4 separate regions of the Mus musculus genome follow, and all the other regions are linked to region 1. Evidence: chromatin loops called from intact Hi-C (ENCODE). Cell type or tissue: heart. All regions are shown on one strand. Region 1 has its middle 8.1 kb from the start of Pank2. Region 2 has its middle 7.6 kb from the start of Gm30378. Region 3 overlaps Atrn (attractin). Region 4 holds the start of Adam33 (a disintegrin and metallopeptidase domain 33).

Evidence for each region. Hi-C counts contacts between places; a loop is a spot of excess contacts. Peaks named below come from ENCODE experiments on the same cell type or tissue, not always from the same donor. Only the 100,000 strongest peaks of a DNase experiment are listed, where the experiment ranks them.
Region 2: it touches region 1 in a loop (11-fold over the local background); 33 of 42 quality-filtered maps call a loop at or near these places.
Region 3: it touches region 1 in a loop (4-fold over the local background); 9 of 42 quality-filtered maps call a loop at or near these places.
Region 4: a loop joins it to region 1, with 4 times the contacts of the local background. A loop is called at or near these places in 4 of 42 quality-filtered maps.

The regions. Positions count from the first base shown.
Region 1 is chr2:131,250,398-131,258,397 of GRCm38, forward strand. No RefSeq gene overlaps it. Among named protein-coding and RNA genes, the nearest start is that of Pank2, 8.1 kb to the right of the region's middle. In heart, a CTCF peak has its summit at 3,791; a DNase peak (open chromatin) is centred at 3,794; H3K27ac peaks cover 1,119 bases.
Region 2 is chr2:131,091,823-131,099,822 of GRCm38, forward strand. No RefSeq gene overlaps it. Among named protein-coding and RNA genes, the nearest start is that of Gm30378, 7.6 kb to the right of the region's middle. In heart, no CTCF peak of the experiment used is centred here; DNase peaks (open chromatin) are centred at 3,219 and 4,829; H3K4me3 peaks cover 329 bases; H3K27ac peaks cover 2,247 bases; H3K27me3 peaks cover 225 bases.
Region 3 is chr2:130,957,479-130,965,478 of GRCm38, forward strand. Atrn (attractin) reads left to right here. Exons shown (of 29, transcript NM_009730.3): 8 at 427-670; 9 at 2,907-3,090; 10 at 4,042-4,196; 11 at 7,366-7,450. Among named protein-coding and RNA genes, the nearest start is that of Atrn, 55 kb to the left of the region's middle. In heart, a CTCF peak has its summit at 4,563 (motif pointing right); no DNase peak of the experiment used is centred here.
Region 4 is chr2:131,056,572-131,064,571 of GRCm38, forward strand. Adam33 (a disintegrin and metallopeptidase domain 33) reads right to left here and starts at 7,243. Exons shown (of 21, transcript NM_033615.3): 1 at 6,844-7,243; 2 at 4,572-4,651; 3 at 2,091-2,167; 4 at 143-221. The coding sequence starts at 6,943. In heart, no CTCF peak of the experiment used is centred here; DNase peaks (open chromatin) are centred at 3,050 and 3,340; H3K4me3 peaks cover 1,582 bases; H3K27ac peaks cover 2,746 bases; H3K27me3 peaks cover 4,402 bases.

The DNA of each region.
Region 1 (8,000 bases):
GACTGAAGCATGAGAGTTGCTGCAGGTTTAGGACCAAGGGCCCATCTCAAAGTAATACATTTACAAAACTGTGATGGTTAATCTTCATTGTCATTGACTGGATTTAGAATCACCATGGGAACATGCTTCTGGGTGTGACCAGGAAGGTGTTTCCAGAAGGGCTTGCTGCTGTGACTTACTTCCCTGCCGTGATGGACTGTCCTCACTCAGACTGTGAGCCACAGTAAACCCACCCTTCTTAAGTTGCTTTTGTGCGAGACATTTTATCATATTGATGGAAAAAGTAACATAATAGCTAAATATGGGGGAGCTTATAAGATATTAAGATCAAATGTTGATTAAAAACATAAAACTGGCACTCATAGATTTGGGGAGAAAATAAGTTGGTATTATGTTTTGAAGGTGTATTTCCTCTCTTCAAATTCATAGATTGAAACTCGGTACCAAGGTCATGGTAGTAGGATGAGACTCGACCATGGTGGTGCCACACTTCTGTACGGAGCTCACCCTCTCATAAAGAGGCTGAAGGCTAGTGAGATGGCTCAGCAGGTAAAGGCCACTTGCCACCAAACCCAGTGACCTGAGTTTGATTCCCAGGACTTCTATGGTAGAGGGAAGGCGCCAACTTCTCTGATCTTCACATGTGCACTGTGACACGTATGCACAATGGTACACATGCACAAGCACACATGCATAAATACACTGTAATTTTAAAAAAAGTATTCAGCCGAGCAGTAGTGGTGCACGCCTTTAATCCCAGCACATGGGAGGCAGAGGCAGGTGGATTTCTGAGTTCAAGGCCAGCCTGGTCTACAGAGTGAGTTCCAGGACAGCCAGGGCTATACAGAGAAACTCTGTCTCGAAAAAAACAAAAATAAAATAAAGTATTCACCATAATATGTTTTATGGCGGCCCCCTGGATGGACCCTCCTCTGAGGCACTTTGTTACCCCATTTGTTGACCTTTTGTCAGCTTGAAACAGTTAAACAGAGATGGGGTCAGAGAGGGGCAAGCCTCTGGGAGCAGTTTGGATGAAAGGGGGACTAATGGGCCCTCCCCTTCACTCTTCTTTTTGCATTGTTTTGAGACTCAGAACTAAAGCAGCCAGGTTGGAGCCTTCTGTGCATCCGTTAACCTGTCTCACCGGAAATGGAAGCTCAGTTTAACATCCTTCAGAGCAGCTTGGTGCTCTGGCCGCTGCCACGTTTCAGAGCTAGATGTGTCTGCTGCTGAGGGTGGAATCTGTATTCTCCTCTAACAGTGCTGCTTCTGCCGCACCAATAAATAAATCCCAACAGGTTTGAGATAAGGATCCAAACACAGGTGTGCAGAGCCAGGCCAACCCACAACTTTCTCAGAGGCCCTGATGACAGAATTGGCAGCGCTGGTGAACTTGAGGTTATGGGGACCTGACTCTTTCCCCCTGACCTGTTCTAAGGCAGCTGTGTCTGGAGTATCCTGTATTCTCTTTACCAAGATTGTCTGACTTAGCTCTCTGCTAACCCTGGCCACCCCCACCCCCACCACATACAGTATATAAGATCCTATAATTTTTTAATTCTTTTTTCTTTTCTTTTCATCTATTTTTTTGTTTGTTGTTTTTTAAAACAGGATTTCTCTATGTATCCCTGGCTGTCCTGAACTGACTATGTAGATCAGGATGGCCTTGAACTCAGAGATCTGCCTGCCTCCACCTCGTAAGTGTCAAGATCAAAAGGTGTGCATCGCCACACTCGGTTGGTATACTTCTTAATAAGCTTGCTTGGTATAAGAAAAGGTTTATATACTAGGTGTGGTGGTTCATGTCTTGTACTGGGGACACAGAGGCAGGTGAATTAAAAGCTAGCCTGGTCTACAGAGAGTTCCAGGACAGCCAGGGCTACATAGAGAAGCCCTGTTTTGAATCCCCTCATCCCCCTCAAAAAGAAAAGGTCTGTGTAAGACCGGCCAGCCTCAGCTTTCATCCTCTCTCTCCTTTTCACCTTCTGGCACCTCCCAATCAGGACCCTGTCACTGAAGAATGACTGACTGGTCCAGATCACACAGGGACCAGACAAACATTCACCTACAGACATCCTCCTATGTGAAGGGACTCTGGTCAGCTCAGGGGTGGAACATGGTTTTGACAGACCTTTCTGGTCTCTCCCATGCTCTCTGCCTCTCTGGATTACTTTTCTAAAGCTAGACACCAAGTTCTATTCCCTTATTTGGCCACTTCCTCCTCCTGAGGCTGACTATTCAGGTCCAACAATCAAAAGCCCACTTTGGCTCATATAATTAACTGTAACCTTTTCAGCGTGAGCAGGCTAAGCAGACCTTGAACATTTGTCATGATAGGTCTTATCGACCTCGATAGAAACATCTGTCTTGGCTGTAGTTGTAAGTTCCCATGGGAACTTAGCTGTTTTGGCTGCTGTGCTGACCTTATTCTCTAACATACTCCAGCTGAAGCAGGAGATGGGTTTTTGTGTTTCTTTTCCTTATAAACATAATGCTTATTATTAAATTTTGAGCCTTGATCAAAACCTTGTCTTGGCTTTGTTCATTTTCAGCCCTCCATTCAGGTGAACCCTGTTCATCCTCTAGCAGCTGGAGGCCTACAATTAACATGACCAAATTAAAAATGAAGCACTTCATCCTAACATGGGGATTTCCCTCTCACCTTTATAAATTACCATTTTCCTATGGGCCACATCTGTCTCCTCTCTATCCAGAGGCAATCCTTGTCCTCTGGGGCAACACCCCTCCTCCCCTCTCTTGTTCCCATCCCCTTCTCCTTCATCTTCTATCTCTATCTCTGTCTCTTATTCCCTGCCCTCTGTTCCTCTGGGTCAAACATACCTCCTTTGTGCTGAGAACTTGGTCTTGGGTCCTATGACAATACTTTTCCTTTTATTATGTATGGGTTTTTGCTACCCCTCCACTCCAGCTCTTCCCCTGATCACTTCCTTCCTCCTTAGTATCCCCATGTTTATGTTTTTACCCTGTCTTTTAAACATTTTGCTTATGGAATTTCTCCCTACACCCAAACAAACTGTTCCTCCAAGCTTCCCCAATGCCTCTCCCCCGCCCGCCCACAGCTCCCTTTGCTCCAGTTGTTCTGACACATCTGCAATGCTGTGGAGCGGAGGGCTCTGCCTACAAGGGACCTTCATCCCTTTCATCCTAGGCCAGATACAATTCTTAGGTTAGTCCTCTGTTTTCTCCTGTTTCCTTCCTTCACTGCTCTCTAGCTCTCTGATGCTTCTGCTCACTCATTTTGGTGCAGCACTCTTGGCTGTGGGACTAGGTACCATCATCACCCTAAATCAACTCTAGACTCATTTCCTTTCATGGTCTCATTGTCTCTCTGGCTTCTACTCCTCCCCTTCTCTTCAGTTTCCTGGACAAGCTCTCAGTCCTACTCTGACCACGTCATCTGCTTACAGTGCTATAATACTTTTCAAAACCCCACAGGACCTTCAGCCACCTTAAGCTAACTCCATCTAACAACAGCTCCCCTCAGCAGGAAACAGCTAAGAAAGAATCTACACTCTCACCCTTTTAGGGTTTGGACTGGTGACGTGTTTCCCTTTTAAAACAGCATTTGTGAGATTACAGATAATCTTGCTCGATCTTGGACTTTGCTGGGTTATCTGCTGAGACAGTCTGTTTTACCTTGGGCTGACAACTCTGGAAGGCTAAGTGCTGCTACAGTCATTTCCCCGCCCCTAAAGAGAGTCAAAGTCATCTTTTTGCTCTGCCGGACTGCTCAGCTTCTCTCAGCAGAGCCTGCCCCCTGGCTGTGCATTTCAGTAAGCACACATCGGACAGTCTGTTGAAGGTCAGACACCTTTATTTTTTTGTTTTGTTTTTTGCTTTGTTTCCCAGGCTAACCTTGAAGCACCCGCAGCAGTGTCCCTGCCCTGCCCTACACAGTATTGCATTATAGGCAGGAGCCACACACAGGCAAACCTGAGGCTGATTGTTTTTAATTATAGTAACTAACAGCCCTCACCCCCAACAAACAGACCAGACCACAGTAAAACAGAAACCCCTGGCAGACTGCCGATGTAACTTAGTGTCTTCCACAGTCTCCTCTGAGCAGAATTCTTTCCTCCAGGAAGGAGGGGAAATTTCATGAAACTCAGGAAGTAAATAATCTTTATTTGTCTGAGGAAGCTGAAATTTACAAGGCTTCCTAGGGCACTGTCCTGAGTTTATGGAAGCAATAAACAATGGCTGTCTGAGCAGCCAAGAGGAGATTTTTGGATCTGTTGAGTTTCCGCCAAGTGTGTCCTCCAGGGAAGTAGCTTTTGCAAGGCACCAGTCATTAGTGTTGAGGTAGGCTTTTAAATGATGCTGCTTCATTTTGGTCATCTCTGATCTGTAATTCTATACATATTCCTGTAAGTAATTTCAATACAAACTCATTGGTTCACCCAGTTGAACTTTGTCCTGTCATGATTTTCCTATCTGGGGTGAGTAGACATGTGTGTGTTTCCCCAGAAGTTTGACACAATGCCGAAATGCTTACCTAGCTCTGTGTTTGATCCTCAGTGTGAAAAGTTTTTTCTCTCAATCAAAAGTAATTAGTAGCTGGGCGTGGTGGCACACGCCTTTAATCCCAGCACTCGGGAGGCAGAGGCAGGCAGATTTCCGAGTTCGAGGCCAGCCTGGTCTACAAAGTGAGTTCCAGGACAGCCAGGGCTATACAGAGAAATCCTGTCTCGAAAAAAACAAAACATCAACAACAACAAAAAGTAATTAGTAGCAGGGCAGGGGTGGTGCAGTTTTAATCCCAGCATTCGGGAAGCAGAGGCAGGCAGATATCTGAGTTCGAGGCCAGTCTAGTTTACCCAGAAAGTTCCAGGATAGCCAAGGCTATATAACAAAACCCTGTCTCTGCTTTAAAAAAAAAAAAAAAGTAAATAGTATAAAAAAAGTGAGGCAGAAAAGCTGACAGATTTTATATCAACAGGCTGAGGCTGCTTTATTTTAACAGCATGGGGTCCCAGTTAACCCCCACTCCCCTAGGATGAAAATTGAGTGCATGAGAGGGTCTGGGACTGGGACACAGCGTGGGCGCGCGCGCACACACACACACACACACACACACACACACACACGGAAGTTACAGCTATTTTTGTGGGGTGACTGGGAGCAGAGTAGGTTGTTTACCTGACATGTTCTTTTTGTAGGTGGAGCAGAACAGTCTAAAGCTAAGAAATTCTTTCTGGCTTGGAGCTAGTGTGTAGCCCGACTTAATTCCTCATGACCTACGATTATTACCCAGAAGCCCAATAAGGGCCTGCATTTCCTGAACCTCCCTCTTTCCCTTTGTGGCCATTAACCAGTTAAGTCAGGTTGTGAAGTTGAGCTCCTATCAATGGGAGAGCATTTCATTGGACTTACAGTTTAAGAGGGTTGGAGTCCATGAGGATGGAACGGAGGCATGGCAGTGTGAACAGCTGAGAGCTCACATCATAAAGGCTGCAAGCAGGAAGCAGAGCACACACTGGGAGAGGCAGGAGTCTTCTGAAACCTCAAAGCCCACCCCCAGTGACACACCTCTTCCAACACGGCCACGCCTCCTCCAACAAGGCCACACCTCCTCTAACAAGGCTGCACCCCCTAATCCTCCCTAAACATCAGCTAGAGACCAAGTATTCAAGCCTGTGAGTCTATTGGAATTGTTAGTCCATGGCCACTTCTAAAATGTGTGTGCCTTTATTTGTTAGGTCCACCAAGACCAACATAAGCATATATAACTTTAAAAGTCTCACATTATTTACAGACTCAAACACATTAACATTTCAGTCCCTTTAAAATAGCCAATTTCTTTCAAAATCTAAAGTCTTTTAAAGTTCAAAGTCTTTCAGTCATGGGCTCCAGTAAAATAAAAATAAAATAAAATAAAAAGACCCTAAATTCATTCTCACTTCAAGAGGGAAAAAAAATCAGGGTACAGTAACAAATAAATCCAAAGTCAAACTCTAGCCATCCAATGTCTGGGATTCACTTACTATCTACTGGGTTCCTCCGAAGGGTTTGGATCATTTCTTCAGCTCTGGCCTCTGTAGTACATACAGCCTGCCTTCTAGGCTCTGCTGGCTCCACTCCATTGCTGCTGCTGTTCTTGGTGGTCATCCTGTGGTACTGCCATCTCTAAAATGCTGGAGTCTTCTTCTTCTTTTTTTTTTTATTAAAGATTTACTTATTATTATGTCTAAGTACACTGTAGCTGTCTTCAGATGCACCAGAAGAGGGCATCAGATCTCATTACGGATGGTTGTGACCCACCATGTGGATGCTGGGATTTGAACTCAGGACCTTCGGAAGAGCAGTCTTCTTAACTCTTAACTGCTGAGCCATCTCTCCAGACCCTCCTGGAGTCTTCTGTAGCCACTGAGCTGCACTTTCTCCTTTCTCCAGTAGCCTTCCCTGGACTCTTTTCATGGTGCCAAGCCTGGACTTCACTGTATGACCCACTCAATTCTGGGTCTTCAGCTGCCACTGAGGCTGCATCTTCACCAATGGTCTTTCCTGGCCTCTCACAGTGCTGAGCCTCAGCAGCTCTTCTTTCATGCCTTGAAAACAAGTAGTACCCGAGCAACTCTTGCATGTCACCAAGCCCAGCTGCCAGCACCAGGTCCCGTCTTGGCCACCTAGGGAACAAGCTTCTCTGTGCTCTTAGGAAACATTTCCCCAAAGTGACGCTGGTCTCTTCTTAACCACTGATAATTTCTTAGCTCTGGCTAACCAGCATAAACGAACGATCCCAGTAATACAAAGGTTTCACTTCAATGGTGTTGGTCTCTTCTTAATCGTGGCTGACTCTTTAGCCCCAGCTGATGAGAATGACAGGTACTTAATTCAAAATAGCAAACAGCTCTGAACGTCCTTAAACTTCCCTCTGAAACTTCCCAAGCTGGGGCTCCTCCGTCCTCTGCATTGTTCTTGACCTTCTTATCTTCCAGGTTCCTAAAGAACATCCCACTGAGCCCTTGACACTCAGTCGCTAGCCAAAGTTCTAGTGTCCTTCTGTTCTTCCAAAAACACGGTCAGGTCTGTCACAGTAATACCCCACTACACTGGTACCTACTTGTCTTAATTATGGTTTCTATTGCTGCAATTAAGCACCATGACCAAAATGCAAGTTGGGGAGTAAAGGGTTTATTCAGTTTATTCTTTCACACTACCATTCACCCACCATGGGCTGGGCCCTCCCTTCCTTATCTACCACTAATTGAGAAAATGCCTTACAGCTGGACCTCATGGAGGCATTTCCCAACTGAGGGTCCTTCCTCTCTGGTGACTATAGCTTGTGTCAAGTTGCCATAGAACCAGTCAGGACAGACATTGTCCTCAGCTTGGCTTTGGGTTTAACGAGCAATAACGAAGACAATATCGTCTTTTACTCTCTGGTGATGCTGTCATTTAGATGCAAGGAAAACTGTGTGGAAACTCAAAAGTTTTTACTTAGAAGAGAGAAGAGAAGTGACTCATTGGAAGCCAAGGGCAGACAATGGGCTCCAAGTTGTTTCTAAGAGTCCTCTCTTTTCTGTTTTGTGAAACACCAATCTATAGTGAATATGGCTGGCCTGATTAGTAACAAGCTATTGTCATATATAATGGAGTATGACCTCCCAGCCTTAGTCATAAAAGACACTGTTACCTCTGCCTGTTTTCTCACAGAACACCAGCTCTGGAGAACATCAGCTGCTATATTGTGGGGATACTTAGGAAACCCTAAACAAACCCACATTTTGATCTGAGGCTTCCTGCTAATTGCCAGCACCACTCTGCCTGTCCCATGATATCCAGGCATGATGCTCTAACCTGTTATATCTTCATTTACAGTACTTCTTTTTTCTTCAATTTTTTTATGTGTTTTGCCTGCGTGTCTATGTACCACGGGTGTGCCTTATGTCTGCATGTCAGAAGAGTGTCCTATCCTCTGGAATTAGAGTTATGGATAGTTGTGAGATCAACAAGTACTCTTAACCATTAAGCCACCT
Region 2 (8,000 bases), 160 kb before region 1:
TTTTGTTTGTTTGTTTTTGTTTTTTGAGACAGGATTTCTCTGTGTAGCCCTGGCTGTCCTGGAACTCACTCTGTAGACCAGGCTGGCCTCAAATTCATATAGATCTACCTGCCTCTGCCTCAAGAGTGCTGGGACTAAATGCATGAGCCACCACCACCAGGCCCACAAACCACTCTTATAGTACAAGATTCTCTGCCATTTGAGGGCCTACTATGTGCAGCTGACATAGGGAGCTGCAGCTAATTGGGTCTATTTCCATCTTTTGTTAGTGTGTGTGTGTCTGTGTGTGAGACAGAGAGAGACAGAGAGGCAGAGAGATAGAGAGACAGAGACAGACAGACAGACAGTGTGCACAAGTGGGAAGTCCTGCTCTATCCCTTCACATCTGTTTGGAACAGGGCCATCTCACTGAACCTGGACTAGCCTGGTGACCAGCAAGCCACAGTGATCCTGTCTCCACCCCTTAGAGTGTGAGAATTAAAGGTACAAACAGCCATACCAGAATATTTTACGTGGCTGCTGAGATCTGAACCCAGACTCAGCAGCTCAATCTCTTACCTGCTTACCCACTCTCAAGCCATCTTCCTCCTTCCTTTTTTTTTTTTTTTTTTTTTTGTTTTTAGACTCACTATCTAGGCCAGGTTGGCCTTGAACTCAGCACCATGCCCACCTCATTTATTCCTTCCTCAGTGACAAGTTGACACATCACTACCTGCTCTTCTGTACTTTACAGACCAGGTTCTTCCACTTGGCAAAGGTAACTATGTTCTCCGGCCTTTAATTCTGGTCTTGGCTCTGTGACCTTTTTGACCAATAGATGTTAATGGACAAGACAGAAGCAAGTTCTTCAAAATGTCCTTCTGTGGTGGCCTCCCCACATGTGTCCTTGCCACTGTCGTACAAAGAACAGGCTACAGGTAGCACGTTGGCCAAGATAGGAGATATGACACATGGGTAGACAGAAGCAGTGGTCTAGAACAAAGTCTAGCTGTGTGAGCCTGCACCCGCCAGACCTGAGCCACCCTGATACCCTGTGGGGTGACTATAGGTGCCATACCAAGTTTCTCTGCAGCTCTGGGGATTTACTGGTGACTGGCAATGGGGGCTTGAGGTCCTACTTGTTCAACTCCCTTAGCAGGCTAAGGCCTGGAGGCCTGGACTGGTTTGCTCTTCCTTAGCGTGAGGAGGCAGAGTCGGGATTGGCTTCTCTGGCCCAAGCAGGCAACTCCTCTCCTCCTCCTTTCCTTGGGTCAATGGAAACCTCCATAAATAAAAAGCCCAAGGCAGCTCTGAGGTGAGGGAGACTCCTGCACTTGAAGTGAGTCTGCATGGTCGCTGTGAAGTGGGTTCCGTCCGTCTCATTTTAGGTGGAAGAATCCATCTGTGGAGATATTTTGAGATTTGCCCAGAGAATATTCGTCTTGATTAAAAAAAAAAAAAAAAAAAAAAGATGAGAGGTGGGTGAGCTGGAACAGAAGATCAGATGGGGAAGGGGAGGGAGCATGGGAGAGGAAGCTAGAATGGAGGGCCATTTGAGGGGTGGTATGGGAAATGTAGTGCAGTGGAAACTCCCTAAAATATATAAAATACATGAACCTCCGAATAATGGGGGACACGGAGTTGGGGTCATGATTCATTTTCTTGTCACTAAACAAAGCTTACAGTACGGGACTGGGTCATATCCAATTGAGTCGTTGGCCAAAGGGTTCCATGGAAATCCCCAAACAGCCCAGGCTGTTGACAAGACAACAGGTTGCTCTCCACAAACCGATATAACAAGTTTCCATTGCTGAAGGCAATACCCACACAACTCATTGAACACGGAGAGGTCGAGCTGGTGCCTACACAGAGCTTTAACCACTATAGTCTGGTGTCTTTGGTAAAGGTACTCTGCATGCTACCAAAAGAGAAACATAACACCAACCCAGCCACAAACCCTTTGACCTACAATACTGTCCTGCCTGCAAGACATGCTAGAGCAACGGTGACACCGCTGTGGCAGCAGCCAACCAATGTCTAATTTAGCTTAAGGTCCATGCCACCAATGGTAACCTTGTTTAGGTGACCAAGAGTCAGAGCCTAGATAGCCCAGGGACCTAGGGTAAAGCTGAATACTACTTTGTCTTCTTTAAAGTAGTAATCAAGTGACTCCTAATGGTATTCTGCTATACTCATAGATCTGTGTCTTGTTCAGCCATCGTGAGAGAAACTTCCTCCTGCAGCAGATGAGAACAATAAAGACCCCTAGCCAGACATCATGCAAAGAGAGCGAGAGACTTTGGAACGCTCAACTCCAAAGGAGATGTCTCCATCAACTCCCTCCCCTCAGAGCTCAGGGAAGCCTACAGAAGAGGAGGGAAAGATAATAGAAGGCAGACGGGACAGGACCAGGAGAGCAAAGCTCGTGTGACCTCACAGAGACCAAAGCAGCAAGCACAGGGCCTACCCGGGGCCACACAGGTCCTCTGTGGATATGGTACAGCTTCTAGCTTAGGATTTTATGGAACTCCTGAGTGTGTAAACAAGTGGGTCTCTGATTCTTCTGCCTTCTCTTGAGTTGCCTGGTCCAGTCTCGGGTGATGGCTTTTGTTTTATTAAATCTTATTTTGATAAGTTTGGTTGTTATCTCTCAGAAGTCTGTTCTTTTCTAATAAGACACAGAAAGGGAGTGGATCCAGATGATAAGGGAGGAGGGGAAGGAGGGGAAACCATAATCAGAATATTTATACGAGAAAAGAACCCATTTTCAATAAAAGGGGGAAAATTGGCTACAAAACCCAAACCTCCAAATAGCAGCAGTATAAATAAACCAGAATGTGTCTCAAGTTAGCACTGGCATACAGCTTATGTTTGCGTGTGAATGGGTTAAAATAGAGATTTATTACATAGTCCCTGGGTGGCCTTGAACTTGTGATCTTCTTGCCTCAGCTTTCTTAGTGCTTGGATTACAGCTGTGTGCTGCCATGTATCTGGCAACTTGATCATTTTGAAACTGGACTCCTTTGTTTCCAGTCAGCTATATTCAATGAATGCTTCTACTCATGGTCCAAGGTGGCTACTGGTTGCTCCAGCCATTAAGCAAGACAGAGAACCAGCTTTGTAACTGGGTAAATACTACAGATTCATTACTAAGTCCATTCATTTCTCCTACTCAGGCTCTGGGCTCCTGTGAAGGAGCCCCAGCCAGTTTTTGCAGTGTTTGTGCAGAGCCTCCAGCCTCCCCCAGAGGGCGCCAGAGCCCTCTGCTTCCTCCTCCTTCAGATACCAGGGTTTTTTGCATTAGAGGTGTGGGGCTCTTTGCTGGCTAGATTTTTTGAAGGTCCTGGGGGGGCAACTGAGCTCTCATACCTGGATCCAAAACAGGAAGCATGAATCTTTTGGAACATCAAAGCCAATCCCAACAACACACCTCTTCCAGCAAGACCACACTCCTTTTTTTATTATTAGATATTTTCTTCATTTACAATTCAAATGCTATGGTCCCCTATACCCTCCCCCAGCCCTGCTCCCCAACCCACCCCCTCCTGCTTTCTGGCCCTGGCATTTCCCTGTACTGGAGCATATGATCTTCGCAAGACCAAGGGCCTCTCCTCCCATTGATGGCCGCCTAGGCCATCCTCTGCTACATATGCAACTAGAGACACAGTTCTGGGGGCTACTGGTTAGTTCATATTGTTGATCCTCCTATAGGGTTGCCGACCCCTTCAGCTCCTTGGGTATTTTCTCTAGCTCCTCCATTGGGGGCCCTGTGTTCCATACAATAGATGACCGTGAGCATCCACTTCTGTATTTGCCAGGCACTGGCCTAGCCTCACCAGAAACAGCTATATCAGGGTCCTGTCAGCAGAATCTTGCTGGCATCTGCAATAGTGTCTGGGTTTGGTGGTTGTATATGGGATGGATCCCCAGGTGGGGCAGTCTCTGGATGGTCCTTCCTTCCATCTCAGCTCTGAACTTTGTCTTTGTAACTCCTTCCATGGGGTATTTTGTTCCCTATTCTAGGAAGGAACGAAGTATCCACCCTTTGAAGGCCACACTCTTAATCAAACAGCCCCCAACTGGGAACCAAGTATTTAAATACCAGAGTGGTGGGATGTTCAGCCCATCTTGAAGAGCAATAGCTATCTCACCTCCTGCCACAGGGACCACTTGCATAAAGATCAGTTACTAGATGGTGAAGGAGAAAGAGCAGAGAGAGAGGTTGTAAAGTCAGTGAAAGATGAATTGGGTGTAGAAATGCAAGTCTGTAATCCCACACTCAGAGGGTGGAGGCAGGAAGATTGGGGGATCAGGACCTGCTACATGACCCTAATTTAAAACAAACAAACAAACAAACAAACAAGCACAAAACAATAACACCAAGCTTGGTAGTACATGCCTATAATGCCAGCACTTGGGAGGCTGAGGAAGGACAATCTAGAGTTAGAGACCAGCCCATTCTACATAATGAAACAGAAGGAGGGAGGGAGGGAGCCTAGGGGTGTGGCTCAATAGAATTGCCTAGAATGCACAAGGTCCTGAGTTTGACCCCCAGCACTACATGGGGGTGGGGAGTGGGGACAGGGACAGAAGAAGAGGAGAGGGAAGAGGAGAAGAAAAAAGAAGCGGAAGAGGAGGAGGGGGAGGAGAAAGAAGAGGATCGAGAGGAGGAGGAGGAGGAGGAAGAGGAGGAAGAAAGAAAAAATGGATAGTAAACAGCTACTGAGGGCTGGGGCCTGGTGCAGTCCTGGCAGCTTTTTGAGTGCAGTACGTGGAGGCTAAGGAGCCTCCGAGCCAGCTTGTACTATCATCTCCGTTCACAGGAAGCTGAGTCACGGGGAGGTAAAGAAACTGGAGCCGGGGGTTTGTGCAGCAGCTGGGCGGGGATGGAATGTGAACAGGGGCAGCCATTTCCTGAGGCCAGCTCTGAACCACCCAGATACACTGCTGGCTAAAAGAACCAGTAAACAAAAGGTGAGCAGACCGACCCAAACAGAGAACACAAAGAACAGAACGGCTAGGAAAGGGGACATTTTAACGCCATTACATTCATAAAACCATAAAGCAGCCATCAAAGAAAAGAACAGAAATAAGTCCTGGGAATTTTAAATAGAATAGCTAAAAGGAAATTTTAATAGAAAGGAATATGAAATTCTGTGGTTAAGGGTTCCAAAATCAATCCACTCTTCTTTTTTCTAATTGTAATTTATTCTTTGTGTAGGTGTGCATGTACGTGTGTGTGTGTGCGTGTGTGTGTGTATGTACGTGTGTGTGTGCATGTGTGAGTGTATGTGTGTATGAACGTGCATGCATGCATGTGTGTGTACTTGCATGTGAGTATATGCATGTACCTGTGTGTGTGTGTGTGTGTGTGTGTGTGTGTGTGTGTGTGTGTGTGTGTGTGGTTCCGTGAGGTCAGAGGACATCGTTGTGGAGTTGCTTCACTCTTTCTACCTTTAAGGGGTTCTCCTGCTCATGTAGCAAGTGCTTCACGAGTGAGCCTCCTCATCCTCCTTTCACTCCTCTTTACTGGTGAGAGTGTGGGGGAGCTTGGGGACAGAAGGGCCTTGATTTCAACCAAAGCCATATTACCACTAAAATCCCAGTGACAAGAGGATAAGGAGTTCAAAGCCACCAGCCACTACATAGCAAGTTCCAAGCCAGCATGAGAAACAGGGTTTCAAAATACAAACAAACAAAAAGCCCTAGCTCTGTATTCTCTAGTGGATAGGTACAATCAGGCTGGGTCCTGTTTAGTACACAAGAGGGGCATGCTCCCACTGGGAGAAGCCCGGATAAATACAAGACTAAAGGCAGAAGAGAGACACTGTGACCCTGGGTCCTTAAATATATCACCCAGTCCCGGGATTAAGCCTTCCCTAAAGCTAAAAGCTACAAGGGCTCCAATTAATTATCCAATTATCTTTGTCTCCACTGTCTCCATCAGCCCTCAGATGAGCCACTGTGAAGGTAAGCTGCCAGGACTCAGTTGCAAGCTCATCTTTAAGGAGAAACTTACAACAAACTGAAATCACATAATTGCCTTGAGAGAGCAATTCATCAAAGAAAGGTACCAGGAGGGGAAGCCTGGGAGTGTAGCTCAGTAGCTGAGTACATCTCAGAGCCCAAAAGGAATAAAAGAAAAAGGGGGAAGGCAGGAAGAGAGAGAGATGGAGAGGAGGCTAAGAAGGCAGGAAGGGATACTGGCTAAACCCAGTAGTGGGCCCATTCTTCACTTACACAGCACCCAGGCTTGAGAATGTGTGCACGGCAAACAGGCTTGGAGACGCCTGGTTTTTATCACAGGAAGAAATAGAAGAGAACTAGAGAACTAGACGTGGTGGTGCATGCCTTTAATCCCAGAACTAGGGAGGCAGAGACAGGCGAATCCCTGCATTTGAGGCCAGTCTGGTGTACATACAAGTTCCAGGACAGCCAGGGTCACAGAGAGAGACCTGTCTCAAGGAAGAAAGGAAGGGAGAAAGGAAGGGAGGAGGGAGGGAGGAAGGAAGAATGGAAGAAAGGAAGGAAGGAAAGAAGAAAGAGAGAGAGAGAAGGAGGAGGAAGAGGAGGAGGAGGAGGACAAATGGAAGGAAGGAAAGTGTGACTATGCCCACTGCTCTCTCTGCAGTTACTAAAAAGCCTTATTTTCTTTCTACTGTAATCCAAAGAACCATTCTTTCACTAATCCTCACATCCGATTGCCACATCAATGTCATAGGTGGAGAAGTCTCAGTTCTCCTCTTCTTTCCTCCAATAGAGACCCTGGGCAGTCGCTCTGTGTGCTGGGAGTCATCAGAAAGCCCCTTGGAGGGCCTCGAGACCTCTCTGATCAGCTCTCTCTAGCCACAGTGCTTCCTGAGTGATGAGGAGTCTACCCTGGGCATTCCCTCTGTCTGCCCCATGCCTGACCCAGCAGCTCTGATGGGATCTAAAGGCTCCTTGTTCTTACAGAAGCCTGCTGCCCCCAGAGTTGATGGACCCAGCATGTTTAGCCTGAATGACGGAGAGAAAAGCACTGATTTCTTTTGTTGTGGTGGTGGGTTTTTTTTTATTTTATTAATTTATTTACTAATTAAGACAGGATCTCTTTGTAGTACTGATTATCTTGGAGCTCACTATGTAGACCAGGCTGGCCTCAAACTCACAGCGATCTTGCTTCTCTCTCTTGAGTGCTAGGATCTACGGGCTGCACTACCGTGCCCGGCCTCTTTCTTTGCTCAATTCCTATCCCATGTTCTTGGCTTTCTTTCTCCTTTCTCTTCTGCCCAGCCCTTCTGAGACAGACACATTCACCTGAGGGCCTCCCCGTGACATCACACTGGGTTCAACAGTTCTGTCCCCAAATGATGCTTCAATGAGGCTTCCCCCGACACCTCAACACAAACCTCATTTACCAGCCACACAAAATGCCTACCGAGGCCATCCTAACTATGGGTGTCTTTCTATGGCTCCTCCATGGAGCCCCTACTAGAATAACAGACAATAAGTGGAGCCAACACATCCCCCATCAGCTTGAAGAAGCTCCTGACAACATCTAACCTTCCCAAGATTGGATTCTTTGCTCTGTCAGGGAATAATGAGGAGAGCAGGCCATGATAGAGACCAGAGAGAAAACAGTCTCCAATACAAGCCTGACTCTGAAAGAACTCCTGGCCTTTCCTTCCAGCACTTCGGAGGCAAATGAAGTGGATCTCTGTGTGTGCAAGACAAGCCAGAGCTATAGAATGAGACCCTGCCTAAAAGCAGTGAAATAAGCAAAGTAATTAATAACAATAACAACAACAACAATAATACTTTCCCCAAACAAAAACTCTAGTCCCTACTCCACCTGTACAGCACATGGGAGGAGATGAACTGGCGCTCACTGCCAACCCCAGAGCTTCCATCCAGACCCAGTGCTCACCACTCAGGGCTTCCCTCATTTGCAGATGTCGTCGTGGCCCACCCTTGGGACAGCCACAGCCCATCATTTTATACCTGGGATCACTGGCCCACTCCTATGCGTCCTGCTCTATTGG
Region 3 (8,000 bases), 290 kb before region 1:
CTGTAACACGTTTCATGTAGAGAAGGTGATTTAGAGAGGGGAAGAATGTGATTGTATTGGTTGGTTCTTTCTCTATGCTATTCCTAGCAAGTCACCGAAGAGCTCATGTTACTCACACTTCTTAAGCTGGGATCACAATGAGATTGTGAACCACTCATTGTTGTTTTCCAATATAATTTTTAAAAAGATGTATTTATTTTTATTTTATGTGTGTGGGTGTTTTGCCTGCATGTATGCCTGTGTATACTGTTCCTCCAGAGGTCAGAAGAGGATGGCATCAGAACTGGTGGCTGTTAGCTGCCATGTGGGTACTAGGAACTAAACCCGGGTCCTCTGCAAGAGCAGCAAGTGTTCATAAACTCTCTCTCCAGCCCTAGAGTTGATTTCTTAATGGTTTTAAAAATCCTGTTTACATCTTTCTTATAGGATAAAATCTACATGTATGGAGGAAAAATTGATTCAACAGGGAACGTGACCAATGAGCTGAGAGTATTTCATATTCATAATGAATCATGGGTATTGTTAACTCCGAAAGCTAAGGATCAGTATGCAGTGGTTGGACACTCAGCACACATTGTTACACTGGCATCTGGCCGTGTGGTCATGTTGGTCATCTTCGGTCATTGCCCACTCTATGGATATATAAGCGTTGTGCAGGAATATGACTTGGGTATGTATTTTTTCCAGTGGAGGCATCTTGAATATCATACTGAGAACCCCTGCCCTTATTATTAGGACACCGTAACAAAATTCAGCATGATCTTGATCCAGTACCTTGTCTTGAAATAGTATCAGTAGATAACTGGTGAGATTGAGGTTGTTGAAGTCCCTGTGCAACAGCTGTTTCTTACTTGTCAAGGTCTAGTCTTGGCTTGGGAGGGGTTCTGAGGAAAGGGGTGTCAAAAAACCCAAAAAGTCCAATTGTAGGTCCAAGCTGGCAGCTGTATATTGCATTAAGGAAAGCTGAGGGAAATTTGGGATATTTATTTCATCTATTAGTCTACATCAAGCAAGTCAAGCGCTCACAGTCAACGTTTGCACCCTCAAATTAGTAACAAAAGAGGGGGAACTGAGGAGTCCAGCATGGTCCTGGTTGGGACAGAATGACATGGTTCCAGCCCTGAGACAGGGGCAGCAGGTCCGGGCCTCCATGGATGTCACACTATGGACATAAACCTGTTTGTATAATAATGTACATATTTCATGCTCCTCTTCTGAGTAATGTCCTTCTGTTAATGTGAATGACTTCATGATAATCAGAGCCAGTGTGAGTCTGGGAAGTAAATGGTGGGACCTTCAGGACAGCTCTTAAGGCTGTGGAAAAGAACATGAGTTCAAAACCATATACTTCCTCAACTATACAAAAATAGAAGGATGCAATATGAATTGTATGAGGGGCTTCACAGATCTAAAGGAACAAAAGCAGCTTCGCTGTGAGCCAACTTGTCAGAAAGATATTGAGTAAGCAGTTAAAGAGATTTAGGGAGTGCTGATTGCTAGAGGAGGCCACCCAGCTAAGTTTGTGCTTACAAAGGCAGACAAAGTCCTGAGTTCAGGGTGGGCCTGGAACAGAGCAAGGTTAGTTAGACCTTGGTGTGGTAGAAATGGTAATTTCCAGACAGGATACCCAACTAGTTTTTGTGCTTAACAGAGGCAGGTAGATCTCTGAATTCTTTTGTAATGTTAAAAGGAAATGTGTGCTTGTTGTCTCCCAAGGGGCCTGAGTCCCAGGATGCTGATTTATAGGAAACCTGGAGTAACTGGGTTTATGACCTGCAGGAGACGAGCTATCCAGAATGTTTTTTGCAATAGCAAGAGAGAACTGCCTGGAGAACTGCCTTCAGCAAAGAATAGCAAGAGAAAGCTGTCTAGAGAGAGAGCTGTCTGTAGAGAAAGCCGGTCAGAGAGAAAGTAGACTGGAAAACTGTCTCCAGCTTGGACCCACAATTTGACTTTTTGTTTTTGTTGACAAGTTGCCCTCCCCCAGAAACACCTTCCTCAGGACCCCTCCCAAGCCAAGGCAGGGCCTTGGCCCTTCTTGTCAGCTTGCAAGGAGCCAAAGATAGCATTAAATGCTTTGGATATCAAAATAAGCAAAATGCAAAACAGTAAACACTCTAAAATAATTCTGGCTAGTCCTTTAAATATTAGGCCAGTGCACTGTTATTTTACCTTAATGTATAATCTTGTGTTACATTTTATTGTTTTTATTGTATAATAGGAATGTCAGAATTATAATTTTGTAACATTTGTTTGACATTCCTGTGAAAATGCATCTAAAGATCATTAAAGTGCATCTGAAGATCATAAGGACTCACTGAGGAGCACAGGGAATTAAGTGTCTGCTTAAGAGAACTTTGAATCTTTAATCTTTAGAATTTGTTTTAAAAATTTGAATCTTGCCAGTGTGGTGGCGCATCCCTTTGGTCCCAGCACTCAAGGGGCAGAGGCAGGTGTATCTCCATTAGTGTGAGGCCAGCCTGGTCTACAGAGCAAGTTCCAGGCCAGGCAGGGTACACAGAGAAACCCTAGCTTAACAAAACAAAACAAAATATGAATCTTTAAAAACTTGTTCTGTGAAAATTTCATACATGTATACAATATAGCTTGTTCATATCCACCGCCATTCCTTCCAGCTCCTCTAGGCTTTCCCAGTGCATCTCCTTCCTAGCCTTATGGCCTCCCTTTCAGGGTGAAGGTTAGCACACTGAGTCCAGTTAGTGCTGATCCGATGCAGTCTTGTCTAGATGGTCTTCTTTATAATAAGGTGAAAGTATATCCTAAACTTCCGTCTTTTGCTCTAAGGTGTTTAGACTTTAAACTAATGTTTAAATCGTTTAAATAATTTATTATTTCATAAGAAGAGGAGCCTGCAACATTGACTTTAACTATTGTCTCTTATCCAGAAAAGAACACATGGAGTATATTACATACTCAGGGTGCTCTTGTGCAAGGGGGTTATGGCCACAGTAGTGTTTATGATGACAGGACCAAGGCTCTGTACGTTCATGGTGGCTACAAGGCTTTCAGCGCCAACAAATACCGGCTTGCAGATGACCTCTACAGATACGATGTGGATACTCAGATGTGGTGGGTGTTTTCCTAGAGCTTTCCCTTGGTAGTCTAGAATCTGCAGAGGCAATTGATTAAAAATACTGTGCTATGGTTTGACTTTTGTTCAGCATTGTATGTAACAAAGTTAGGAGATCAATACAGTAATAGAGTTAAGGTACTAATGGTGCTGTTGCTGTCTGTTAGTGCTTAGTGCTTTAGACCTGATTCACTGAACTCTAGCAAGGTTTCCTCTCTTCAGAATTCTCAGCAATAAAAGCTGTGCTGATTTTATCCATACTTAAAAAGCATATCCTTCCTTTTCTCTTTTTGGTGTTGGGGATCAAACCTTGTACATGAATAGGCTATACCATCTTTATCCATTTACATCACCAAACAGGATGCTCTCGTGCCTATTTGATAGGGTTTTCACTCACTTCGAACTGAAACTTGGGTTGTAAGAGTATGGTACTTTTAGCAAATGGAAATAAATTTGAGTTATGATGCAATTATAAAGCACTGGTCTCTCTGTATTTCCCTCCTCCTTCTACTCCCTCCCTCTTCCTTTCTGACCCCCTCTCTCAACATACATTAGAGACCATGCTTTGACTGTCAATTTATGCTGTGCTGAAGATCAGGTCTTTAGTGGCTGTGAACCACGGAGCCTATGCAGTGGAAGTTCTGGTCTCTGGCTTTTGCCTTACTAATAAAACACTGAGCATAAATTTTGATTTGTATTTCACAATTCTTACCTGGAATTCTTAAGTGGAATTATGGAGCCATAGAGAATGAACATTTTAGGGCTTTTAATATAGTTTCCCGAAATTTTAACAGATTTTCATGATTGTTAAAGGAAGTGGCTTACGTATAGGGGGAAATCAAGTATTGCACATTTGAATCTAAAGTTATAAAGTAATTACATTTAAATTGGCAAATAAGTATTCTTTTAAAACTAACCTTATATTTATTATTTCTAAATAAACTCAAAAGGACCATTCTTAAGGACAGCCGATTTTTCCGTTACTTGCATACAGCTGTGATAGTGAGTGGAACCATGCTGGTGTTTGGAGGGAACACACACAATGACACTTCCATGAGCCACGGTGCCAAATGCTTCTCCTCAGACTTCATGGCTTATGACATTGGTAAGCTTTCCAAAGATGTTTTAGCTTCAGGAATATTTTCTTTGCTGATGGAAAGATCACTATGTTAAAATAATTGCACCATTTAAAAGAAGTCCAGGTGGTAGAATTTGCATTTAATTTGAGTAGGGTTACACATCTATTGAAAAGCATTATTTTGGATTAAACTACATTAAATTCTTTGTGAAATCACTCTTCTTAATTGCTTTAATTCTTTTTTTAGGTTGAGTTAATTGGTATCTTCTTTCTTATAAGTGCCTTACATAGTAGTGGTGGTAGTTGTAACCACCAGTGTTATGTTAAGTTTGATGGGATATGCTGTTTCCTAGAAACCTGGTTTTACACATGCTGTTGATGTCAATATACATGTGGCCAGAAGAGGGCAGTGTCTGTTTATTCCTGGAAAATAAACATCAGCTGCTCTGTTGTGTAAATATCACCCATGTGATGTTCTTTCTGTTTATTTGTCTTTGCATTTTGAGACAGCCTCACTATGTAGTCTAATTGGCTGAAGCTCAGTATATAGATCAAGGTGACCTTGAACTTAGAGAAATCCTCCTGCCTCTTCTGAGTGCTAAGATTAAAGATGTGTACTACGAATGAAAAAAAAAAATGTGTACTACCACACCTGACTAGAGATTCATTTTAAAAATTATTCTTATTGTGATAAAATGCTCAGAATAACACTCACCATCTTAATGTTTTAAGTAGTTTAGATTTAAATATATTCCTAGTGTTATTCATGTTATAATACCATCTGCTTGCCGACTTCTTGTAAAACTGAAACTCTGCCCTTAAACAATAGTTCCTCTCTTCATCCCTCACTCCAGCCTCTTGAAATCATTTTCTATATCTCTATGATTTTGACTAGTCTAAATTAGGCATTTTTTAAAAAAAATATTTTGTTTACTTGTATGTGTATGAGTGTTTTGCATGCATGTATGTTAAGCACACCATGTATATTCAGTGCCCATAGAAGCCAAAAGTAGGCATAGATTCCCCAGAGCTGGAATTACAGACTTTTGTGAGCCACCATGTGGGTGCTGGATACTGTGCCCAAATCCTTTGGAGGAATAGTGAGTCTTCTTAGCTGTTGAGCCATCTTGTCAGCCCTAGATGTTTGTTTTTAACAAACGTGTTTTTGCCAGCCATTGAGTTTTTAAATTGAGAATGGGGGGTACACTATAGTTAGTCCTTAGCTTCAAGCTTGTGGAAGCAGAAATGAGAAGACAATATAATCTTAACTCAGGAGGATTCTTGCTGGCTGAAACAAAGATGTGAAATTACCTCCGAGCACTCCTAAGCCACTGGGGTGAGCAGGGTGGTCTGGAGAGGCCTTGAAGAGAAGCTGTCTGAGCTTGTTCCTGGGGACACTGGGAGTCAAATAGACCTCCTGGGCAGGGGGATTTAGTGCAGACAAGAGGCAGGAAAGTACATGTCAAATATTTAGGACTTTTGAACCGCTACCTTTCTTTTGTCATGGTAACACAGAAGGTAGCAGGTGACTGTTAGACTAGAATGTTCAGATCTGATTCAGAGTGCCAGGGATCGTTGGTTGGTCTTGTGTAAAGTCTCACAAGTGATAGAATCATATGTGTGTCTTAGACTTTTTTTGTTGTAGGTATTTTAGATTTTTCTTGTTTTTCCTTTTTGTAAGTCTGGCCCTCACACTATGGTCCAGGCAGGCTTAAGACTTATGGTAACCATCCTACTCTGCCTTTATGGGCCACCATGACCAATTTAAGAAGCTCTCTTGGGTGGCATTGTGATAAGTGATCTGGAAGGGGCATATTGACAGTTAGCAGGCTGCTACTGCAGAAGTCCTAATTAGGTTTGTATCAAGGCCATGGAAGGAGCAGTGACTTCTAGTACCTGGCTGTTGTGTGTCTTGACAAAAATATAACTGCCCTTTCTTCCCAAGTGTCTACTATGGACCACCTTTGCCAAAACTAAAAGCAGATTCAGAGAAAAACATATCATGATTGCACATGGCTATAATCCCTGAACTTAGGAGGATGAGAAATATGGCAAGATTGAGACCAGTCTGAACTATCTAGTAAGACCGTGTCTTTAATAAAAATAGTAAAAATTATAAAATCAGGGAGTAGGATCTGGGAAGAAGAGAATGAAGTAAGTGTGGGGCATATCCAATTGGAGATGTCTTTAGGACAGAGCTGATTGCTGAGAGGTGGTTGTAGGAGAGGTGAGTTATTGTGGGGCATAAAAGATGAGCAAGAGTCAGAGACAGTTGGAGAACAGAGTCTGAACAAGAGTAGAGACTAAAGAGAGTGTCAGAGAAGCAGGGAGAAAATAGGTGAGATTGATGACCTGTGAGATATGTTAATGGCCAGAAGAGTGGCTAAAAATGACTGGAGAATCCTTCAGACTTGTCAACAAAGAAATCCTTTAGCCTAATTTAGGGTGCAGGCGGCTGAGGAAGGACATAGGTGAAATATGTGCTCTGTGTGTTCATTTTTATTAAAGCTTATCTGCAAAGGCCTCAGATTTGCTGTGTACTTGTAGCTGAGGCTCTTTTGAACTCCTGGTTCTCCTGGCTCCACCTTCCCAAGTGCTAGGATTACAGATGTGTGCCCTAGTTAAAATAGCTGTATACCTAGCATTAAAAATTTTAAGTTAGAAAATACTGTGGTGCTCCGGGGATGCATCTCAGCAGTAGAGTGCTTGCCTGCTATACACAAGGCCCTGGGACTGATCCCTAGCACCACAAATACTAAAGCAGACATTCTGGTAGGGAAAACTGGTAGACAGCAGAGTGGTGACCATCAGGAGGGGGGTTGTGGGTGATGAATGACTACATTAATTAGAAGTTCTGTGCAGTATATTTATTTCATGCCCTGAAACATTGCTGCTGCTGTTGCTGCTTTCCTTTACACATAATAACATAACTAAAAGACAGACAAGCATGTGGTATGAGGCTGTGGATGAGGCATTCTTTGTTTTCCTTTTTTTTTTTTTTTTGAGACAGGGTTTCTCTGACCTGGCTGTCTGAAACTCAGTAGGTAGAACAGGCTGGCCTTGAATGCACAGAGACCCTCCTGCTTCTGCCTTCTGAGTGCTGGGTTCAAAATTTATGTTTTTTTCTATAAAGACTGAGAGTTCACATGGACTATATATGACAACCTACTCTGAAATGTGTTTTTCTCCCCCTTAGCTTGTGACCGATGGTCAGTGCTTCCCAGACCTGAGCTCCATCATGATGTCAACAGATTTGGCCATTCAGCAGTCTTGTACAACAGGTAATTGGAAAGCAAAGGCTCTATTACTGTCTTACATCTTATATTCATTTTTAATATCAACTTCCTAACAGTTGTATCTGAATGGTAAGAGGTTTGGGGAGAAAAAAGGAGAGAAGGCAGTTCTAAGTGCACGATAAGGTAAGGGGAATAGGACTGGGAGGTTATGGGGTCAAAGAGCAAGTCTGAAGTCTGCACTATATCCAGGTGTGTGCTCAGGAATACTTTTCTGACCAGCAGAGCTCTTTTTCCATTTGCTCCAGGAACCTTAGTCCTGTAAAGGACATGCAAAGGACTAGGGTTGTGGGCCAGCAATAGAGTGTTTATCTAGCTTGCACAAGATCCTGAGTTCTGACCTCAGCATTTTGCCTTCTGCAAACACAGCATTTGCCATAAGGGACATGCAGAATGGCCATTTTACCTAGTCACTTGAAAGTGTGCTTTAAGATTGAGAAACTTAACAGCCTGCTGATGCTGACTTTTCTTATTTTGCTTCTGTTACTGCTTTCTGCTTCTTTCTTTAATACTCTAATGCTTACATTATATAGTCCTA
Region 4 (8,000 bases), 190 kb before region 1:
GAGTAGGAGCTCAAGTTGGTGGGACAAGGAGGAAGTGGGGCCTGAAGGCAGACTACAACCTCCTTAGGAATGCAAAACAGGACAGGGTAGGCATTGAGGCTGCACCCTCCCCATGTTCTCAGATCCCATGAAAGTGTCTCACCGTGTGGTTGGGGGACAGCACTACCGGATGCCCATCTGGCCTGTAGTGGGTTTCTGTGTATCCTGGGGCCAGAAGCTTGCTGGAAAGGGGGAGGGTTAGGAGTCACTGGATTTAGACCTGCATCCTGCCGCTTGCTTCCAGCTCTCCTCCCTGAGTGCTAGCGGAGGCATTCAGTGTGTCAGAGAGAAAGGAGACACTGTGCCTCAAAGAGAAAACCTCAGGCAAAAAGAAGACAAAGGTCTGGAGCGAGTCCTGAGGTGGGTTAGTCAAGGGGATGGGAAGTGTGGGAAGCACCCAGAAGGACAGGCTGGGGACCTTTGGTGCTGTGGAGCCTGCTGCAGGCAGGTGTGTGTGTGTGTGTGTGTGTGTGTGTGTGTGTGTGTGTGTGTGTGTGCCAGGAGATACTACCTCAGAGAGGCCAAGTAGGGCCAGGGTACTCCTGCCTTTGCTGAGCGGACCCCAGGCCCTCCAGTTCTCCTCAGACTGCTAGATCTCATGTCTCCATCTGTCCCTCAGTGATGCGTACTTCCGACTTCCACCTGCCTGTAGCTGCTTCTGTTCAGCCACCCGGGGAAGGGTCCCTTTACCTGGAGCTAGACTCTATCAGTAATGTTTCCATTTTCAGGCTTCTTCCCTGTCCCCACCAGGAACATTGCAACCATAAATAAATAGCTGCTTTTCTTCCTTTCTTTCTTTCTTTCTTTCTTTCTTTCTTTCTTTCTTTCTTTCTTTCTTTCTCTCTCTCTTTCTTTTTCTTCCTTCCTTCCTTTCTTCCTTCCTTCTCTTTCTTTCTTTCCTTCTTTCTTTTCTTTTCCTCCTTCTCCTTCTCCCTCTTTTTCTCTTTCCCTCTTCCTCACTCCTTTATATTTTGAGACTGGATTTTGCTAAGTTGCCTAGGCTGGTCTTGAACTCATTCTTTATAACTCAGGCAGTCCCTGACTTGACTCTGTGTTTCTCCTGCCCAGAGGAGCCGGACTTACAGGCCTCTACCTCCATGCCTGACTTCAATTGCTCTTCCTTACAGAAAATCCTGACTCCAAATTCACATTGTCCTCCATCAAAAACCCAGGCTGTTGTACGGCCAGCCATCCTTACACACATTACAACTCTGCTGCTTTGCTGGCTGCACTCATACATGCTAACGTTCAATGTGTGCACACATGTACAAGACCGTTTAGTAGGAAGGGATGTGGCACTGTCAGGAACTGTGGTTTGGCGTGGTGTTTGCAGTTTGTTCCCAGTCTGTCTGATTCCATGGAGAGAATAAAATGAATGAGTGCCTTCTGCAATGTCCGTAAGAAAGCAGACATGAGCGAGTGGTGTGGTTGGTGGTGGAGTCTGCAGTTCCACGCCTCCATCTTGCTTACCCTCTGCACTCCTTCGACACTGTGTTTCTCCTTTACCACCTCCCGTTCTTTGACTCTTTAGGTCCATCCAAGATCTTTAGCACTAAGATGCCCTCTTCGATCGGCCCCACTGGGAAGCCCCCCACCCCAGCCCTCTCCTCTCTGTTCCCTTCCACGCAGATGGAGGCATTCCAGGTAGACCAGATGTCTCTGTTCTCTTCCACGCAGATGGAGGCATTCCAGGTAGACCAGATGAACTGTCACCATTGGATTTGACCTTCGCAGCTTTTTCTTCTGCCATCTGTGGAAGTTCCCTTTGCCTAAGAATTCCCTTTGAATTAAGGTATCAGTCAATGTCTGTTCTGGTGCTCACTCTTCTCCAGCGGGGAGCCGCCCATCCAGCTGCTCCAGGGTATGAGATGACCAGGTATGTACTTCCTACAGTTGGGTTCAGTCCACTGTAGCCCCAAGTACATCCGCCACTCTCCCTGTCACTCCCACTGCTGCTTCCCACCCAGCCCCCAACCCCCTCCCAGAAAGCACTGATCCTCTCCAGAGAGGGTCTTTGTCTGGACTTCAGCAACCCCCCCGCTGGTACTCACTGCTTCTTCTCCAGTTCAAGCAGGAGATCCTGGCCTTCAGCCTCTAAAGCCACCAGCACCGAGTCAGGCTTCAAGATCTGACCGAGAAGGAACGCAGTGACACACTAGGCCCCAAGGCCACCTGGCTGCCCAGGAACCGGTAGGATGTAGAGCTGCCTAGTGAGAAAGCTCATAGGAACAGCTGGCTCTCGCATTGCAGGGAGTGGATATGTGTGGGAGTTGTAACTTAGAGATGTTCTCAGTGCTTGTGTTTGTGACAACGGACCCTTAAAGATGCATAACCACCATATACGGACATAGCAGTTGCTACGTTGCCTGGCATATGTTGTTATGTCTGCTATGGACATATGCTATGGCCATAGTCAGGAGCCCCATGAAAAGGCAGGAAAAGCAGGAGGCAGTGGGCACTGAGGGTGATGTGGGTCATTGGGTGGGCTACAGCTTTGGCCATCTCTTGTACTACCTGCAACCTTGCTTCTGTTTTGTTTGTATGCTTGTTTGCTTGCTTGCTAGTTTGCTGTGGGTGCTATAGATCAAACCCAGGGCCTTGCACATGCCAAGCAAGCACCAAATCACCCAGCTGCATCCACAGCTCCTGGTTGCACATCTCTCCATCTTGCTGCCTTTCCCTCATTCCTGAGAGAACCCAAACTTTTTCCTCCACCTTCAGTTCTGACAAACTGCCCGATCCTCTGAAATTCCTCTGAGCTGGCCTCATAACTGAACTCATGAAGTAAACATGAAACCCAACTTTGGCTCCCTAAAAAGTGTTGACTCTCTTAGCTAGATGTCAGAAGGGCTGGCCTTGGCCCTCTAGCCACCTCTCCTCTCTCACTGACTTGGTCTCTCTCAGGCTAGTCCACTTAGCCTGGCTAGAAGCCAGAACTGGAACTAGCCCAAGAGATTCCAGGGGAGGCTGCTGTATTTTTTTTTTAAATGTTTTCCCCACCCACGATGGCTTTCCCTTTTTATCCCAAAATGCACTGGGCTGGGACCCTGGCCAAGAATCTTTCAGGGCCCTTCTGCAGCAGGTGTAGAGAAGATGGCCCTCACTTCCCCAGCCACAGGCTCCACAAGGGCCCAAACATGAGCTTATATGGTTGGAGTGCCTCTTGCTTTATGGGAAAATGTCTGCTCTGGGAGAAAGGCAGTAGCCCCAGTGGAAGGTCCCTTCCCTCTGCGGCCCTTGCTGCCTTTACTTCTGCTCCAGGGTCTCCCTCCCCCTTTGTGCACCATCCCCATCCTGCAGTACAACCCTGTTTGTGAAATACACACACCCTGCCAAAGCTCTTCCTGGCCTGGCCTCACAGGCTTCCTAACGCAGAGCAGAGTCCCCCTGGGATTCTCTCACAGACCGAGCCAGGCAAGGAGAGAGGCCACCATCAGGGGAACCCGTGCATGTCCACAAGCCATCTTTGCTTGGTTGAGAGAAGTCCTAGAAGTCTGGGGGACCCCAGTGAAGGCCCTGACTTGGAAGGTTTAGGTTTCTGGGAATGCATCCTCACTGTTGCAACACTCTAGGTTTGGACAGTGGGGCTGCCCTCTGTCAGGAGGTACAGAATTGAACTCTCTCCAGCCTGAGTAGTTATAGGAAAGAAGGGGAGGCAGCCAATCATCTGAAGCCCTTAGGTCCCACGGAGCCTCAGGTTTCTAGGCCCAATGAACTATTCAAGCATGAGCAACTTTACAAGCTCTGTGGGGCTCGCTTGCCTCTCTGTAAGCCAGGCGGATCAGTGCCGGCCTCCCCATGGGCAGCGAAGCAGTGAAGGCACACATGGCTCTTCTGGGGGAACACAATGAGCAGAAGTTAGGAGGAGGCTGAGCAGGGCTCTGGAGAAGCAAACCAGAGTGAGAATACATCTGGGGACAGGAGGAGAATGGCCCACAGCTTCCTTGTCCCAGGTGGCTTCCAGCCATGGAAGCTGAGGTTACAGGACAGCAGCATGTCCACGGAGTCACATGTTCCCCATAAACACGGCCAAAGAGGACATTTTGGTGTCCTTCTTTTAAAAATCTCCTGTGGCTGGCATGATGGCTCATGACTTGAAGCCCCCCAGAGCTACATAGCAAGACCCTGTCTCAATCAAAACAAAACAGAACAGAATACACACACACACACACACACACAGACACACACACACACACACACACACAGAGCTCTCCTGAAAGGCTTTAGGCCCCAAACTATGAACTCATCTTTGCTTAGTTGAGTGGGCATGGCCTGAATGTTCCCCCATGGAGAAGAGGGTTAGGGCCAGGAATAGAAGGGGGTGGGAGGGAGGAAGCCCAAAATGACTTCCATGTGTGCAGCCTCACGCCATCTAGATGTCTCTTTGTCCCACCCACCCAACAGGGAGTGGCTTAACGGTACAGTGATTTGGTTCTGAGAACCCCAGAAAAACTGTCACGCTGCATTTGGGGGAAAGGACAGAGAGCGGGAGACCTAGGGCCCCTAATAAGGACAGGATAACGGATACTTACCGGCTCCTCCAGGGTGACCTTGAGCCAGAGTCTGCCCTCCAGGATCCAGTGGGGAGTGACTAGCTCTCCATGGGCATTTCCTGGGGTGAAAGCAGAGAATAGTGTTAAAATTGCAGTTAGGAGCAGGAAGCCATCGGGGAAGGAGGGGTCCTGAAAGCTGGACTCCATGTGTAGCACTTCCAGGATTTGGTATTCATGGGGCATCCCCTAAATGGAGAAGCAACCAGGGAGGTGGCAAAAGAGAAACCGAGGCACCAGGAACCATCCCCATTGGGGAATTTGAAGCGGCCAGAGCTTAGAGAGCTGGTTTGAGGTCAGAGGTCCCGGGAAGAAGCCCAGACCCCAGCGCAGAGGGGCTGGGAAGAAGGAGGCAGCCTTGGGTATTTTTAGACTGGGTAGTAGATGCCTTTATGGTGAGGGAGGTGTTTGGAGGCCTCCTTTGCCATCTGAGTAAGACAGCCACCAAATGTCTGTCCCACAGCTCCTGACTCCCATTAGGGTTGATGCTGGTGTTGGGACTCTGACGGACCTGGCCCAGAACCTGAAGGAGCTAGGGTTCAGAGGCTCAGTGATCCTGGGCCAGGCGTTTCCAAGGGGCTCCAGGAAGAGAATCGGAGCCAAGCATTACTCAGACGGTGTTGGAATGTTCTTCAGGAATGTTCCTACCTCCCCTCTCCTATCTGGTCCCAGAAACACTCACAGGACCTATCCTGCAGGAGCCAAGCTCCTGCAGAGATAGCAGCAAGCCCACTTATCCCTCTGCCGCTGCATCTTCCAGTTGGCACAGGTTACAGAAAAAAAAAGGAAAAAAACATAGAAACCCCAGCCACTCCAGCTCTGGCCTTGCCTGAGTGGAGAGCTCTGTTGGCTCAGCCCTTCCTGGGTCATCCCAGCTCCTTGTTCCACCGCCTCCCTAGATCCCAGACATCAAGATTCTGGAATGGGAGCTGGAGAGGTGGATCGGGGATTGAGAGCACTCGCTGTTCTTCCTGAGGACCGGGTTCAGTTCTCAGCACCCACATGGTGCCTCATAACTATCTGTAACCCCAGCTCCAGGGGATCCGCCTCTCTCTTCCGGCCCCCAGGTTTTCCTGGTACCTCCGCGGTACACAGATGCATGTGCAGGCAAAACGCTCATATACATTTTCAAAATCTGAAATAGCAGCAGCTCCAGGAACCTCGTCCTTAAAGTCACATGTGCTTCGTAATTAGTGAGCCATGTGCAAGTGGGGATGTGCAAGTGTGGCTTTGGAATGGAGGCTGAAGAGAGAGAAGGGAGAGGAGGAGAAGGAAGGACAGAGAAGCCTTCCTGGAGGTTAAAGATCTCTCCGCCAAGAGAAGGCTTAACTGAGTATGGAGAACCAAGTCTTGCTGGCCTCGGATTACCAAGGGTGCAGGATAAGGATTCAGGTGTGAGTGTTCTCTGTGCAGCCCTGCAAGACAAGGAAGGAGGCAAGCTAGGAGTCCGGTGGACTAAAGTGGAAACTGAGGAAGCCAGTCTGCATTAGGAAACACAGAGGCTCTCTCTCCTCACCATTAACTATCCGCAGGCTAAAGGCAATACAGCTGTCAGTCAGCCCCCTCAGAAGCCTTACGGAAGCAGCAGTCAACAGATATGGGGTGGTTTCCAGACTGCCCAATATCCAGCCCTCAGCCCTTACTGCCTCCTCCCCGGTGGTCCTTCTGCCTTCTGGCCAGCCTAGTGCTTGCTATGTGGAGTTTGGAGATTCACCCTACAGGCTTGGAGATGCTAAGAGCCCTGTCGTCCCGGAGTAAGGAGAGGTTACAGTAGGAAGAGAAAGTGGTAGCCCCAGGCACGGCTAGGCAGACACCCCTGTTTGAAGAACTGCCACATAAGGCAACTGTATAAACACCATACACACTGCCCAGACCCAGCATGAGAAGAGGACGAGCCGAATGAGACAGCTAGGCCTGTGGGCAGACCAGGACTCCAAGGACCCCAGGTCCTTCCAGGAGCAGGGAGACACTCTGGCCTGGCAGTTTGGAAGTGCAGAAGCTTCCGGACAGAGCTGGGCAGCACTGAGGAAAGGGTAGTGTTGCCTATTTGCTTTGCTAAGTAAGTGTGGGCAAGTCTGCTCCAGGGCCAACCCTTACCAGGAGCACAGACCCTTCCCACATCCTGTCCTGGCCAGGTAGCCGAGGGTCGGGAACTCTATGTTCTGTAGTTGCACTGGAACCCATGACCACCACCACTTCACCCTGCCCTAGAGCCGCCCCCCCCCCCCCCCCCCCCCGCCGCCTGTATCCTCACCTGGAAACATCCGAGCGCTCCGCAGCGGACACGAGGGCAGCAACAGCGGCAGCAATAGCAGCACCGGAGACCCCCCGGGTCTCCCGCACCTCGAGCCCATGGCTGGGAGTGCCTTTCCCTCTCACTCTTGCTGTGCTGTTGGCTCCACCCCGGCTAGAGGGGGCCGCCTCCTCCCGCCCTCAGCGGGCCTCGCGCCACCTCACAGGAGCGCAGGAGTGTGGCCCTACCCTGGCCCGCAAAACAGGAGTCCGCGCTGCGGGAGCCAGGATGACCCTCCCTGGCGTTATCTGCAACAATCCTATCCACGCTGGCCAAGGGAGGCGAGGGCGGAAAGTCCGGGAAGGTTCTTAGAGAACCTCTCTGGTGCTGAATAGAGGCACTAGCTAAGTGATCCCCACAGCTGCTCTGTCTGCCTAGCACACATCTCTGGTCGCAGTCTCCCTAGTGACATCTGGATTCTCCTTTCTACCCAGGATCTGTCTACCTGCACCTAGTGTCCCACAGCAGTGAAGCTGTCCCACTGCAGCTGAGATGCATCTGGGTACCTAGGGGTCTTGTGGTGGCCGCGTTGCTGAAGTCTGTGGTTCCTGGTAAAGGCAATGCAGTGGTGGGCACAGGGCAGAGGAACAGCGATGGCCAGGACAGAATTGTTCTATACCACAGACCCCCAGGCATGAGGGACCCTTTCCCAAATTTTAAGGACATTGCTTTCGTGTTGAAAAGATCACTTCGTACACTTGGTATGATTTCGGATAGCAAGAGATTTAACTTTGAAATAAGATGATTAATAATTTCGTTCTGAGAATATGGAATGTAAAAGTTCCAACGGCAGAAGAAAAAACATTTATACGATTCGAACATCAAATGCTGGGATTAAAGGCGTGGTGGTGCACGCCTTTAATCCCAGCACTCGGGAGGCAGAGGCAGGCGGATTTCTGAGTTCGAGGCCAGCCTGGTCTACAAAGTGAGTTCCAGGACAGCCAGGGCTACACAGAGAAACCCAGTCTCGAAAAAACCAAAACCAAAAACAGAAAACCAGTATGATAGGTCAGGCAATTGGATCGAGACAGGACACTCAAGATAGCTAGCCTGTGCAATATAGAAAGAAGTCTCATGGAAGAGAGAGGGAAGGGAAGGAGGGGGGAGAGAGAGAGAGA